Regions from separate parts of the Homo sapiens genome. Here regions 1 and 2 are each linked to region 3. A link is a contact called in ENCODE Hi-C or POLR2A ChIA-PET data. All regions are on one chromosome and are shown on one strand. The core of a region is the stretch at or near the end of the contact, and the rest is flanking DNA. Distances in the headings are between cores, read along the strand shown.

What was found. A loop is a pair of places that touch in the nucleus more often than their neighbours do. ChIA-PET counts read pairs that join two places held with the same protein, here RNA polymerase II (POLR2A). Pooled maps may share reads with other maps.
Region 1: a loop to region 3 is called in a pooled map, with 3 times the contacts of the local background. The contact joins the promoter of ABHD17A here to the enhancer-like site in region 3. A Hi-C loop is called at or near these places in 1 of 37 single-sample maps with no recorded cell type and 5 of 50 pooled maps. POLR2A ChIA-PET finds 5 or more read pairs at or near these places in 1 of 52 experiments (activated T-cell).
Region 2: a map with no recorded cell type shows a loop between it and region 3 (4-fold over the local background). The contact joins the promoter of BTBD2 here to the enhancer-like site in region 3. A Hi-C loop is called at or near these places in 2 of 37 single-sample maps with no recorded cell type and 2 of 50 pooled maps. POLR2A ChIA-PET finds 5 or more read pairs at or near these places in 1 of 52 experiments (H1).

Annotation. Positions count from the first base shown.
Region 1 is chr19:1,884,178-1,886,921 of GRCh38, reverse strand. ABHD17A (abhydrolase domain containing 17A, depalmitoylase) reads left to right here and starts at 1,426. Exons shown (of 5, transcript NM_001130111.2): 1 at 1,426-1,570. RefSeq lists a silencer at 2,014-2,161.
Region 2 is chr19:2,014,346-2,017,076 of GRCh38, reverse strand. It overlaps BTBD2 (BTB domain containing 2), which reads left to right and starts at 1,363. Exons shown (of 9, transcript NM_017797.4): 1 at 1,363-1,780. The coding sequence starts at 1,374. LOC107985278 (a long non-coding RNA gene) reads left to right here. Exons shown (of 4, transcript XR_001753845.2): 4 at 1-732. RefSeq lists silencers at 1,557-1,706, 1,717-1,766.
Region 3 is chr19:2,619,491-2,622,190 of GRCh38, reverse strand. The region is part of intron 2 of GNG7 (G protein subunit gamma 7); the gene reads left to right. Among named protein-coding and RNA genes, the nearest start is that of MIR7850, 9.9 kb to the left of the region's middle. RefSeq lists enhancers at 15-214, 1,094-1,393. Within about 2 kb of position 1,295, at least 25 of the 41 ENCODE cell types and tissues checked have a DNase peak (open chromatin) inside an H3K27ac peak, as active enhancers do.

The DNA of each region.
Region 1 (2,744 bases), core at 177-2,676, 740 kb after region 3:
GGAGTGCAGTGGCGCGGTCTCAGCTCACTGCAAGCTCTGCCTCCTGGGTTCACGCCGTTCTCCTGCCTCAGCCTCCCGAGTAGCTGGGACTACAGGCGCCCGCCACCACGCCCGGCTATCTTTTTGTATTTTTAGTAGAGATGAGGTTTCACCGTGTTAGCCAGGATGGTCTTGATCTCCTAACCTCATGATCTGCCCGACTCGGCCTCCCAAAGTGCTGGGATTATAGGCGTGAGCCACCGCGCCCAGCCCATAATGAAATTTTTTTAAGAGACAGGATCTTGCTCTCTCGCCCAGGCTGGAATGCAGTGGAGTGATCATAGTTTTATTTATTTATTTATTTATTTATTTATTTATTTATTTATTTATCTGAGACAGTCTTCTTGCTCTGTCACTTGGGCTGGAGCACAGTGGCCCGATCTTGGCTCACTGCAACCTTCGCCTCCCGGGTTCAAGCGATTCTCCTGCCTCAGCCTCCGGAGTAGCTGGGACTACAGGCGCGTGCCACCATGCCCGGCTAATATTTGTATTTTTAGTAGAGACAGGGTTTCACCACGTTGGTCAGGCTTGGTCTCAAACTCCTGACTTCAGGTGATCTACCTGTTTCAGTCTCCCAAAGTGCTGGGATTACAGGCATGAGCCACCGTGCCCGGCCTAATGTAATATTTTAAAAACTAATGCAAAAGAATTTCTGATGAGCAATATATAAAGACTTTAAATAAGCTGGTCATGGTGGCTTGTGCCTATAGTCCTAGCTACTCAGGAGGCTGAAGTAGGAGGTTCACTTGATCCTGGGAGGTCGAGGCTGCAGTGAGCTATGATGGCACCAGCCTGGGTGACAGAGTAGACTCTATGTTAAAAAAAAGAGGCCAGGTGCGGTGGCTGATGCCTGTAATCCCAACACTTTGGGAGGCTGAGGCAGGAGGATTCTGGGGTCAGGAGTTCGAGGCCACACTGGCCAACATGGGGAAACCCCGTCTCTACTGAAAACACAAAAATTAGCTGGGCATGGTGGTGGGCGCCGGTAATCCCAGCTACTCAGGAGGCTGAGGCAGGAGAATCGCTTGATCCCAGGAGGCAGAAGTTGCAGTGAGCTGAGATCGCGCCATTGTACTCCAGCCTGGGCGACAGAGCGCGACTCCATCTCATAAAGAAAAATATTTTAAAACATTTCTAAATGTTGATGTCTGAGTTTTTTTTGGCGTCCCTGTAAATTTTGTTTTCCAGGCGAGAACTTTACTGGCCTCAACCTATTCCGGGTCCCCAAGTGAATGAAACCTAAGTTTGGCCCCGCCCACAGAGCAGCAGGCCACGCCCCTCGACATATCAGCCCCGCCCCCAGGACGCTAGTCGCGCGGTCGCTCTGTGCCTGCAGACCCCCGCCCCGCGCGCTCCTCGCGTCACTTCCGGGGCGGTGGTGAGAACGAGGCTCACTTCCGTCCGTGGGGGGAGCTGCGGCGGTGGCGGTGCAGGAGGCCGGGCAGGGGTGCGGAGGGACCGACGGACGCACGGGCGGGCGGCCGGGAGCCATGGAGCGCGGCCCTGGGGCCCGGGGGCGCGGGCCGGGGTGGTGAGTGCCGGGCAGGGGCGGGGGCGGGCGCGGCCGCGCGGGGTCCCGGGCCGGGCCTCGAGGGCCTGACAGCCCGGTTGGACGTCCCCGAGACCCCTGCAGTCCCAGGGCTTCCGCGGGTCCTGCCCGAGGAGCCCAGAGCAGGGGCGCGGACCGCGGATGAGCGTCTGTGATTGGGAAAGCCCTGTCCCCATCCATTCAGCCCTCCGGCGTGGGTTGCGCTCCCACCCTCCTGCGGACGCGGCCCTTGCCTTCGGGGAGCACCCGTCCGAGCCGCGGATTCCGCTCTTTTGCCCCGAAACTGCCCCCAGTCCGACAAACGCTTCGGCCTCTCGCCCCCCAAGGCAGCTCCCAGGGGCCCTCCCGAGCCCTGCTTCCCAACCAGCTCCCAGTCGCTGTTTCCCTTGTCAGGCTTCTTCCTGCCACCCTGACTCCTGGGCGGGCTTCCCGGCCTCCGCTCGCGTCCGTTCTCCGGGATGCAGCCCTTCTCCTATGTTGTCCATCGCTTGCTCGGGACTTCTTCGCGGCCCCGCCATTTCTCCCAGGATGAAGTGCAAACTCTCGGGGGCGCGACCTCACCCGTCCCAGGCTCTCTCTTAGGACCCTTCTGCTCACTTCTTCCTCCCAGGGTCTGCTCTAGCCAGGAGCCTGCTCTGTCACCTCGGATTTTGCTCCTGCTTGTCCCTCTGTCCCATCCCCCTGTCACCTGGCCCGTTTGTCTGCCCTCTGATATGGCCGCGCCTCCCCCCAGGCGGGTTTCCCACCCTGACTGGTTGAGTGAGGTGCAGTCACCGTCTCCCATATGTAGGTCATCTTCCAGTATTTTGGCTGCTCGGTTGCTTGCTGGTCCTCAGAACACCTCTAGCTTGCAGAGGGTTGCCCAGTTAAGTGCGTGGGAACGGAATTGGTGGGATTCAGGGTGTCAAGGGTGTGTGCCCAGTGAGTGAGGCGTCTGGGTTTGCACTCCCCAGTCCACGCCCATTAGTGACACTAGGGAGGTTCCAGGTACCTGTGGCTGGAGAGGAGAGGAGACTAGACTTTCCCTTCCCTGTCAAAGCTGGCGGACCTTGGGGATTCTTTTCCTCCTGTGCTTCCTCCTTAATTCTGTGCTGCCTACCACCTGCCCATTCCTTTAGTGAGTGGCAGGTCATGGTCCTGCTCTCATAGAGTTTCT
Region 2 (2,731 bases), core at 114-2,613, 610 kb after region 3:
GGTCTCGGCTCACTGCAACCTCCGCCTCCCAGGTTCAAGTGATTCTCCTGCCTCAGCCTCCCGAGTAGCTGGGATTACAGGCACCCGCCACCAAGCCTGGCTAATTTTCGTATTTTTAGTAGAGATGGGGTTTCACCATGATGGGGTTTCACCAGGATGGTCTCGATCTCCCGACCTGGTGATCCGCCCGCCTCGGCCTCCCAAAGTGCTGGGATTACAGACGTGAGCCACCGCGCCTGGCTAATTTTTGTATTTTTTGTAGAGACAGGGTTTTGCCATGTTGCCCAGGCTGGTCTCCAACTCTTGACCTTAGGTGATGCACCCCCCGCCTTGGCCTCCTGAAGTGCTGGGATTACAGGCGTGAGCCACTGCGCCCGACCTGGTTCCTCAATCTTTGTGGCATTTGTCTACCTTGACATTATGTATGTAGTAAGCGTTTTGGGGGAGTCCCAGCTCCGTCCACACTGACCACCCCCCACACCTGGCCTGGAGAGGGTGCTGGGCGTCTGCTGAGTGTCAGTGCACGTGGCCTGCATCCTGCTCGCTCATCCGCAGCTTCCCGGCCTCAGGCTATGTCTCTGTACAGCGGAGCCTGCGCCACGGAGCAGGCCCGCCACCTGGGTCCGGGGTCTGGGGTCTGGAGTTTGCGCTTGGTCTTTGGGTTGGGGGTTCCGGGTCTGAGGTATGGGATCTGGAATCCGGAGTCTGAAGTCTGGGGTTCAGAGTCTGGGATCTAGGATTCAAGGTCTGAGGCCTGGGATCCCGGACTGAGGTCTGTGCTCCAGGGTTTAGGATTCCCGGTCTGGAGTCTGGGGCCTGGTGCCTGGACCCCAAATTCTGGACCTCGGTCTGGAGTCTGGGCTTCAGGTCAGGATGCTTAGGGAGTGGAGCAAGAGGTCTTCCACCAGCTCCTCCCCTCTACAGGCCCCTCCTACTCTTCCCTCTCCTCCCCGTCCCCTCCCCTGCAACAGCCTCCCCCATTCACCTCCCTTCTCCCCTCCCTCCTCCCCTCCCACCTCCCCTCCTTTCCCCTCCCTCTCCTCCCCTCCCTCCTTCCCCCTCCTTTCCCCTCCCTCTCCTCCCCTCCCTCCTTCCCCCTCCTTTCCCCTCCCTCTCCTCCCCTCCCTCCTTCCCCCTCCTTTCCCCTCCCTCTCCTCCCCTCCCTCCTTCCCCCTCCTTTCCCCTCCCTCTCCTCCCCTCCCTCCTTCCCGCTTCCCCTCCCCTCCCTCCTCCCCTCCTTTCCCCTCCCTCCTCTTTTCCCCTCCCCTCCCTCCTCCCCCTCCTCCCCCTACTCTCCTCCTTTCCCCTCCCTCCTTCCCTCCTCCCCTCCCTCCTTCCCTCCTCCCCTCCCCCGCCCACGCCGCAGCCACAAAATGGCGGCGGGTGGGAGCGGCGGGCGTGCGTCGTGCCCGCCGGGGGTCGGGGTCGGCCCGGGCACGGGGGGCAGTCCCGGGCCCAGCGCCAACGCCGCCGCCACCCCGGCCCCCGGCAACGCGGCCGCCGCCGCCGCCGCCGCCGCCGCCGCCGCCGCCGCCCCTGGGCCGACGCCGCCCGCCCCGCCGGGCCCCGGGACAGACGCGCAGGCCGCGGGCGCGGAGCGGGCGGAGGAGGCGGCGGGCCCGGGGGCGGCGGCGCTGCAGCGCGAGGCCGCGTACAACTGGCAGGCCAGCAAGCCCACCGTGCAGGAGCGCTTCGCCTTCCTCTTCAACAACGAGGTGCTGTGCGACGTGCACTTCCTGGTGGGCAAGGGGCTCAGCTCGCAGCGCATCCCCGCGCACAGGTGGGCGCCCCGACCCCGCCAGCCCTGGCCCCGACCCACCCAGCCTGCTGCCCGGGCCCTGCACCTGAGGCCCTGCACCCCTCTGTCCCCGAGACCCCCGCACCCCTCCATCCCCGAGCCCTGCACCCCTCTGTCCCCGGGACCCCTGCACCCCTGCATCCTCAGGCTCCGAACCCAACTCGGCCTGCACCCCGGGGCCTGCACCTGAGGCCCTGCACCCCTCTGTCCCTGGGACCCCTGCACCCCTCCGGTCCTGAAACCGACCCGGCCTGCACCCCGGGGCCTGCACCCTTCCATCCCTAGACTCCACCCAGTTCCCTGGGCTCTGCACCCCTCTGTCCCTGCCTCTGCACCTCTCTGTCCCCAGACCCCACCAGGCCTGCACTCTGGGCCTCTGCACCCCTCCATCCCCAGGCCCCCCTGGATCCTCCACCTCTGGCTTGCGCCCCCAGCCTGTTCCCCGGGATCCCAGGCCCTGTACCCCTGGGACCCCTGCTCTCCTCCGTCCCTGGACCCACCCAGCCTGCACTCCGGTACCCTCCGTTCCTGGGACCCTCCAACTCGGCCTGCACTTGGAGCCCCTGGGCCCCTCCATCCTCAAACCCCACCCAGCCCGCACCCCAGAACCCTGAATACCCCATCCTCAGGGCCCTCCACCCCCCGCCTGCACCCTAGGACCCTCCATTCTTCCATCCCCAGGACGCTCCATCCCTGGACCTCACCCCTCCCTGCACCCCAGGTCCCCAGACACCTCTGCCCCCAGATCCCTGGGCCCCTCCACCTCCGGCTGGAACCCCTGCCTACACCCCAGGCCCCTCCATCCCTGGACCCCACCTGGCCTGCATCCCTGGGTCCCCTCCATGCCCTGGCCCTGCACCCCCACCCACCACCCCTGGGACTCCTGTGACCCTCCAACCCTGGGACGTGTACCCCTATCTGCTCCTCCATTCC
Region 3 (2,700 bases), core at 46-2,545:
GGAGAATGGCGTGAACCCGGGAGGCAGAGCTTGCAGTGAGCCGAGATCTCGCCACTGCACTCCAGCCTGGGTGACAGAGCAAGACTCCGTCTCAAAAGAGAGAGAAAAAAAAAAAAAGTTGATGAGGGTTTTGGGCAGGCAGAGGGAATCGAACTCACTCCTCCGTGGTGATCAGCATGAAGGAAGGGGAGAGAAAAGGGGCAGACGAGCCTCTTGTGGCTGCCATAACAGGTGACCACAGACCCGGAAGTATCAATCCGCAGACGTGTGTCCTCTCACGGTTCTGGAGGGCAGAAGTACTAAACCAAGCTGTCTGCAGAGCTGTGCTCCCCTGGGCGCTACAGGAGAGGATCCTTCCGCGTCCTCTGGCTTCTGGGGGCTCTGGCAAACCTGGCTTGTGCTTACCGTCGAATTGCTCCAGTCTCTGCTTCTGTTTTCTGCTGTCTCTCTGTGTCTCCTTCTTTGTTTTTGTTTGTTTGTTTGTTTGTTTGTTTTAGATGAGGTCTTGCTCTGTCACCCAGGCTGGAGTGCAGTGGTGCCATCTTGGCTCACTGCAACCTCTGCCTCCCAGGTTCAAGCAATTCTCCTGCCTCAGCCTCCCGAGTAGCTGGGATTACAGGCGCGCACCAACACGCCCGGCTAACTTTGTGTTTTTAGTAGAGATGAGGTTTGTCCATGTTGGTCAGGCTGGTCTCGAACTCCTTATCTCAGGTGATCTGCCCACCTCGGCCTCCCAAAGTGCTGGGATTACAGGAGTGAGCCACTGTGCCCAGCCATTTTTCTTTAATTAATTTTTTGTGTCTGGAGTCTTGCTGCTGTGTTGCACAGGCTGGAGTGCAGTGGCAGCATCATAGCTCACTGCAGCCCTGAAATCCTAGGGCTCAAGCAATCCTCCCGCCTCAGCTTCCCGAGTAGCTGGGACCACAGGTGTGGACCACCACATCCAGCTTCAACATAAGTTTTAAGCAAATGCAATTAGTCCGTAACAGTCATTTTCCGAGGTTCCCCGTGGACAAGAATTTTGAAGGGACGTCACTAAACCCCTTGCAAGGGAAGTGAGCTTTACTCAGGTCTCAGGAAGCTCCTGGGGTGTGCAGGAAGGGGCGAGGTCACCCCAGGAGGAAGGCGCTGTGCTAAGGAAAGGTGACTGTTGATGGGGCCCCCGTTTGCAGAAACCTGTATGAGTCGTACCACCTCTGTGTAATCTGCCACCTTCAGAGCGCCTGCAGGAAGGCGGCCACGTCACCCCTTTTATAAATGAAACTGGAAGCTCAGGCTGGGAAACCCAAGGTCACAGAACCCAGCCTCAAAGGCAGCCAGCATTTCCACCGCAGGAGTCTGTTCTCTGCACAGAGCTGTCTTGCTCTGTTGCCCGGAGCCAGAGTGCAATGGCACGATTTCGGCTCACTGCAACCTCCACTTCCCGGGTTCAAGCAATTCTCCTGCCTCAACCTCCCAAGTAGCTGGGATTACAGGCGCACAACACCACGCCCAGCTAACTGGCCGACCCACGTTGGCTGGGGGTGCTGACGGCATAAGCTCACCCCTAGGTCCCTCTAGGGTGGCCGATGACAGGACCCTAAGAAGCTCACCCCCAGCTGGGATGTTTCGTTGAAAATCTTCTCTTTTGCCTTTAGTTGCTTGAAAACATTGGACTCATACCCAAGAGCTTTCTAATTGGTTTCGATAGGAAACGGTTCTGAGGTTTCGCCTTTTTTAATATCCTGTTGGTCTGAGACTGGAGTGGCCCCTGGGGTGGCAGGTTTCCCGGTGCATGGGCCCAGCTCTGGTGTGTGGGTTGGGGGATCAGGACAGAGGTTTGTGAGGGGGGCAGTGACCTGCCTGCAGAGAGAGGGGTCGGGACGACGGCCTGTAGCCAGGGTGCAGGGGGATCTGCCTTTCTTTCATTCTACAGGGTCCTCTCCTCTCCCCTCCCCTCCCCTCCCCTCCCCTCCCCTCCCCTCTCCTCTTTTCTTTTCTGTTTTTGAGACAGAGTTTTGCTCTTGTTGCCCAGGCTGGAGTGCTATGGCGCGATCTCGGCTCACTGCAACCTGCAACCTCTACCTCCCGGGTTCAAGCAATTCTCCTGCCTCAGCCTCCCAAGTAGCTGCGAATACAGGCGCGCACCACCATGCCTGGCTAATTTTGTATTTTTAGTAGAGACGGGGTTTCTTTATGTTGGTCAGGCTGGTCTTGAACTCCCGACCTCAGGTGATCCGCGCCCCCCCCTCGTCCTCCCAAAATGCTAGGATTAGCTTTATTGAGATATAACTGACACAGCGTAAAACTCACCCTTTAAAAATGTGCAGCTCAGCGGTTTTTACATTCACAGAGTTGTGCAACCATCTCCTTTATCTAATTCCGGAACATCCTATCACCCCCAAAAGAAGCCCTGTCCCCCATGAGCAGTCACTCCCCATCTCCCCCCGGCAGCCCTGCCACACACGCATCCCCTCCCTGTCCCCATGGATGGGCCTGTCCTGGACATTTCGTAGAAATGGGATCACACACTGCGTGGCCCTCTGTCTCTGGCTCCTTTCATAGAGTGTGATGTCCTCAAGGTCCATCCACACTGTGGCCGGCATCAGAGCCTTGTTCCTTTTCATGGCTGAGTCCTGCTCCATGGTGGCGTTTGCTGTACCAGGTGGGACAGAATGGACATTTCAGTGGTCCTCCGATGTCTGACCTTGCCCTTCACCC